2 separate regions of the Mus musculus genome follow, and region 2 is linked to region 1. The links are chromatin contacts, found by Hi-C or POLR2A ChIA-PET in ENCODE. All regions are on one chromosome and are shown on one strand. The core of a region is the stretch at or near the end of the contact, and the rest is flanking DNA. Distances in the headings are between cores, read along the strand shown.

Region 1 (2,700 bases), core at 31-2,530:
AAAAAACCCCAAAACCAAAATTCAAAACAAAAACCAAAACCTTGCAGATAAATCAAAACATCACATAGTGAAGTTAACCAGACCCAGTGTCTATGCAGCTCAAGGGTCTTCTGTCTACTTAGAGCAACTCTTCTGAACCATGCTGTGCTGAGAGTCAAAGGCTTTGTTGTAGGTGAGTATTTGTCTCACATTCTTGTGTATTTGGTGAATGAGAGATTTCCAACCAATTGATGGGAAAGGGAGACAGTGGTATTTCTGAATATTAGCAACTCCAGTGTCAGGACTTTCAAATTCAAGTGTTGTTCTCCTGTCCTGGCAAAATCAGGCAGGAGATGGGGGTGGTTACAAAATGCAAGCAGAACCCACAAGATGTCGTGCCCAGCACCAGGAAGAGTACACTAAACAGAAGTAAAAATAGCTTCAGAGAGGATGTGGAGGCCAGGCAGTAATGGAGGCCTGGAGGGAAATTAAAATGCTACCGCCCCGTGTAGAGGTGTCTAATAGTTTCTTAGCAGTGAGCACCAGAACTTCCTCCTGAGCTAGCAGCCTTAATCCCAGTTGAAGGACTTGAGATCAATTCCTGAGAGGACCCAGCATGTGGTGCTGATGGCAGCACTGTTCAAAGTAGCCACAAGGTGGAAGCAACCCTGCAGATGCTGCAGTGCCATGGGAGACAGAGCCATTGCTCTGTGGAGAAGGTCCCTGGGCTACTGAGGGGCATCACCGGAGAGCTCTCTCTGCTTCTTCATAGAGAATGTCTGCCTATGGCTTCCAGTGACTCAGAGGGGATTTTGTAAGGAGGTTGATGTCACCTTCCTTCCCGTCCCTGGATTGGTCTGTGAAGATGGTTGTCAGCCTAGCGTCAGCAAGGCACATGAAAGTGTTTGAAAATGGAACAAGAATCCCACTGTGTGCACAGAGACAGCAGCCCTGCTCTCTGGCAGAGTTGATTCTCTGTCTCTTGGGAGGACAGGCTCTAGAACTTCCCCTTTTGCCTTGGAAGCAGAGGCAGAATATCTCTTTGAAACAGAGTCAGTCAGGTCACCTAAAAATGTGTTCAGATTTTGCTTTGAGATCAATCCTAGAAATGTAAGCTGCTTTGAAACTTGCTTCCTTTTGTATAAGCATTTGGACTCCTTAGGGTTTAGTGTATTTCCTCATAACTATTTCTAAGCTCACATTGTGTGATTCTACCCCCCAAAAAGGGTCAGAAGGTCTTCTCCTCAGGAAACAAGCATGTTCCTTAATCATGCTTGCTCATTTTTTACTGTTCTCCTCAGTAAATCATTCTCCTAAACGGCTGTGAGCACACACCCTCCTGCGTAGATTTCTCTCTGGCTCACACTTCCTCTTCAGTGCTGAGTCTCAGCAGCTGGATTGCCTTAGGCTGCACTTCTGCCATGGCTCCTGCAGACTTTCCAGCCTCCCTTCCTCTCTGTGTGTGCCTGCTGCTGGCCTCTGGCTTGGCCCAGGCAGGCAGGCTGCTGGTGGTGCCCATGGATGGGAGCCACTGGTTTACGATGCAGACGGTTGTGGAGAAACTCCTTCACAAAGGCCATGAGGTCGTAGTGGTTGTTCCGGAGGTGAGTTGGCAGCTGACGAAACCATTGAATTTTGTAGTGAAAACATATGCAGTTTCTCATACGCAGGAGGATTTAAACCGGGAGTTCAAGATTTTTATTGATGCACAATGGAAAAGTCAGCAGGAGGGAGGAATACTTCCTCTGCTTGATTCTCCAGCCAAAGGTTTCTTCGAATTACTGTTTTCACACTGTAGGAGTTTGTTTAACGACAAGAAGTTAGTGGAATACTTGAAGCAGACTTCTTTTGATGCTGTGTTTCTGGATCCTTTCGATGTGTGCGGCTTAACTGTAGCCAAGTACTTTTCTCTCCCATCCGTGGTCTTCAGCAGAGGAATATTTTGTCATTATCTTGAAGATGCTGCCCAGTGCCCCAGTCCTCCTTCTTATATCCCCAGAATGCTCTTAAAATTCACAGACACCATGACTTTCAAGGAAAGAACTCGGAACCTTTTGGCCTACATGGGGGAGCGTGCATTTTGTCATAAGTTTTTCAAAAGTGCTGCAGATATTGCCTCTGAAGTTCTCCAGACCCCAGTGACTATGACAGACCTCTTCAGCCCAGTGTCCATTTGGTTGTTACGCACAGACTTTGTCTTGGAGTTCCCCAGACCTGTGATGCCCAATGTGATCTACATTGGTGGAATCAACTGCCACCAGGGAAAGCCACTTTCCAAGGTACACCATCTTCCCTTTAGCACATGATGAGGTAGACTTTGGATGATGAAGTTATTCCTTGCTGGACTGTGGTTTGGCATGTATGTTCTTCTTTTTCAGTTCTTTTGATGGATTACTTTTAACCATTCACACTTAACTGTGCGTTTGTACAGCTGATAAATCTTGCTTATGGATGTGTGTACCGTTGACATTCTTATTTATTTATTTATTTATTTATTTTTTTATTTTTTTTGGTTTTTAGAGACAGGGTTTCTCTGTATAGCCCTGGCTGTCCTGGAGCTCACTTTGTAGACCAGGCTGGCCTCCAACTCAGAAATTCGCCTGCCTCTGTGCTTTTATCCCGTGTGCTGGGATTAAAGGCATGCGCCACCATTTATAATCTCATTTATAATCACCAGCCTGCATTGCTTTTGACAAAAGAGTAAGAGACACAGTAAGAAAT
Region 2 (2,700 bases), core at 125-2,624, 40 kb after region 1:
ACCCATACAGTGTGGTTCTATCCCAGGATCTATGCCTTCATTCCACTGGTGTGTGCCCCAAGCCCCATTTGTTGTTCTTCAGAAATCCCTAGGTTAAAGCTGACCTTCCCCTGTATAGGTAGAAGTAATGTTATGCAAGACACCCTGAGCCTGTATCCTCCCGCTGGACTGGACTGAGCCTCCTGGGCAGCAGGAGGGATAAAACTTAGAAGTGCCAGGCATGCCACATTCCCTTTTCTGGTGCCCAGTACAGAAATACTCCTGACAGCTGCACACCCCCCCCTCTCTCTCTGTGCACATGTACACACACACACACACCAGTCTAAGAAACAGTAGAGTCAAATCTCATGAACAAAGCTTGCAAAGCACCCTCTGGTGATGCTCTGACAGAACCTTGTTGTCCTCTCCTGCCTTCTTCCTGATTTCAACCTATGACCCCATGGACTTGCTGGAAACAAGAACAAGCCAGTCAGTACCCAGGTGAACCTGATTTTCCTAGGAAGGGCCCAGGCCTCGGTAAATTGTGTGTCTGTCATAAAGAATACGAGGGTACAGTTCCTCGTGCTTTCCCCAATTCATGCCAGCTTGCTTAAAGACATTCTTCAGAGAGCTTTTGCTCTGCCACTCAGGAAGGACAGAGCTACAGTGTGCTTCCTTTATGAGTCTCTGGGGAGTGGTTTCTCATTGCTGTAAGCTTGTCTCTTTTCATTCTGAGTCAAAAATCCTGTTTATGTCACAAAAGCCAGAGATCTCAAACCAGACCAGTGCCTCACTGCAATGAACATTAGCAAGTGAACATGTGTAGACAGAGAGACATACTGTGGGACACACTGTGACAGTATTACAGCTTCCATGATGAGATATTTTCAATGCTTTTTTGTTTTTGTTTTGCCTGCTTGTTTATGTGTTAAAGGCAAAGAACAGACACCAGGGGGATGGGTGACCAGTGGGCTGGGAAGCACAATTTGAAACCCACAAAGAATCAATTAAAAGCAAAACAAAACAAAAAACTCCAACTCCCCTCCTCCCTCCCACGCTGATCCTCCACCCCTGCTTGGACTGAGTGGAGTCTTTGTAAGCCTTAAAGAAAGAACTTTCATCTTGGCTATGTTCCTGCTTGCCCTTTGGGGTGGCCCCTTCAGTCCTGCTTTCCTGAGCCCCAACCGACTGGGGTGCCAAGGTTAAGGCAAGTACTGGCAAGCTGGTTCCAATATGCATATGCCTGACAAGGTCTGGGTGAGCCAGTTCCTTGATTCAAAGAACAATTTCCTCCAGGGCAGCCTGATTTCAACATCCATAACTCCCTGGCCCGCCCTCAGCAGTGATTAACAAACAGAACAAATGTAACCCTCCCTCTTTGGTGGTGGTTAGAAAACCCAGAATTCAGATGCTGGCTGATGGTGGCTGACTGGAAACCGACTTCCAGATTTCTTACTCTTGCTCAAGGGCCCTCATCACGTGCTACCTAGAGGCACAGGTCTCTAACCTTACTATCTGACAGGCAAGTAACAGATTATGTGTGGTGAGAGAGCAATACAGAATTTGAAAGATAAGGGCTTTTGTCTTCCTGTGCAGAGCTTCCCAAATGCCTGTTGATTTCATGAGGGGTGGGAGGGAAACCTGTGCTGTTTGTTTGTGATAAGCTGTTGTACTGTTTTCTTAAAGCTTATGCTTAAGGGGCAACTTTTGGAAAGTTTGTAAGGATGGGGTCTGGAACCAGCTTTGAGATTAGAGGGAAGGGCAGAGAAAGGGATTGAAGTTAGGGTTGATTACTGATCAACGGTAATTTAATCAATCAGCCCATCCCCTGTATTTCATGATGCGGCCCCTATGAAAGCACAGAGGGATTGGGTTGGGGAGCTGCCAGGTTGCTGAAGGTGTGGAGGATAGGTTGCACCAAGAACACAGAGAGCGGCCATGTCTCTCCCCCAAGCTCTTGGCATTTCTCCACTGCTGTCTTGTTGCACTATGGGTGCTGCTGCTGTAATGAACCTCTGACTGAGTGATTCTCTGAGTGGTTTGAGCAGAGCTGCTCTGAGGCTGAGTAAAAGAGCCTCTGGTCTGTAGCCAACTCTGCTAAGTGGTTGACTTGACTCATACATGCCTGGTAACACAAGAGCTGTGTGAGTGAAAGTGTGCAGAAGGAAAGGGTCGTTGGTTTTTCCCTTATACACATGTCGAAGGGTCAGCGACCAACTCCTCACAAGGGAGCTGGTTCTGTCTTATCCTTCCTTGAGTAACCTTTTACTATTTGATTGAAAATGAGGCACAAGGATAAAATGGACAGACAGTCCCAATGCCAGTTTACTCACACACAAACTGGTACTCGGAGCCTTCTGTATGCTGGACACTGATCTGCATGCTGCAGACTCAATAGAGAGGAACACTGAGTTTGGTAGAGAGGGACATTAGAACAATGATTGATCCCACCCTGCACATGCTACTAATAGTTGGGAGAGGGATGCATAAATACACAGAAGGTGAGGTAATGATAGCAAGGAAGGGAAGGAGGCCCAGGGCCACAGACTGGGCTGCTGGACCCTGGGCTCAACAGGGAAGGTGTCACGGATGGGACACTAGCAGAACTTTAAAGGAAGTAGGTGATCAGAGCTGACATCGTGTTTATTATGTATATCATCTAGGGGGAGCATCTTAGAGGTTCTAAGGCCATAAAGAGACATCATGACCACAGCAACTCAT

What was found. A loop is a pair of places that touch in the nucleus more often than their neighbours do. ChIA-PET counts read pairs that join two places held with the same protein, here RNA polymerase II (POLR2A).
Region 2: a map of ES-E14 shows a loop between it and region 1 (3-fold over the local background). The contact joins the promoter of Ugt1a6a here to the promoter of Ugt1a7c in region 1. A Hi-C loop is called at or near these places in 3 of 37 maps with a recorded cell type or tissue (ES-E14, T-helper 1 cell and mouse embryonic stem cell). POLR2A ChIA-PET finds 5 or more read pairs at or near these places in 1 of 5 experiments (Patski).

What each region holds. Positions count from the first base shown.
Region 1 is chr1:88,093,721-88,096,420 of GRCm38, forward strand. Ugt1a7c (UDP glucuronosyltransferase 1 family, polypeptide A7C) reads left to right here and starts at 1,281. Exons shown (of 5, transcript NM_201642.4): 1 at 1,281-2,258. The coding sequence starts at 1,401. All of the region lies in intron 1 of Ugt1a10 (UDP glycosyltransferase 1 family, polypeptide A10), which reads left to right. The region is part of intron 1 of Ugt1a9 (UDP glucuronosyltransferase 1 family, polypeptide A9); the gene reads left to right. All of the region lies in intron 1 of Ugt1a8 (UDP glucuronosyltransferase 1 family, polypeptide A8), which reads left to right.
Region 2 is chr1:88,133,435-88,136,134 of GRCm38, forward strand. Ugt1a6a (UDP glucuronosyltransferase 1 family, polypeptide A6A) reads left to right here and starts at 1,375. Exons shown (of 6, transcript NM_145079.3): 1 at 1,375-1,501. All of the region lies in intron 1 of Ugt1a10 (UDP glycosyltransferase 1 family, polypeptide A10), which reads left to right. All of the region lies in intron 1 of Ugt1a9 (UDP glucuronosyltransferase 1 family, polypeptide A9), which reads left to right. The region is part of intron 1 of Ugt1a8 (UDP glucuronosyltransferase 1 family, polypeptide A8); the gene reads left to right. It also overlaps Ugt1a7c and Ugt1a6b.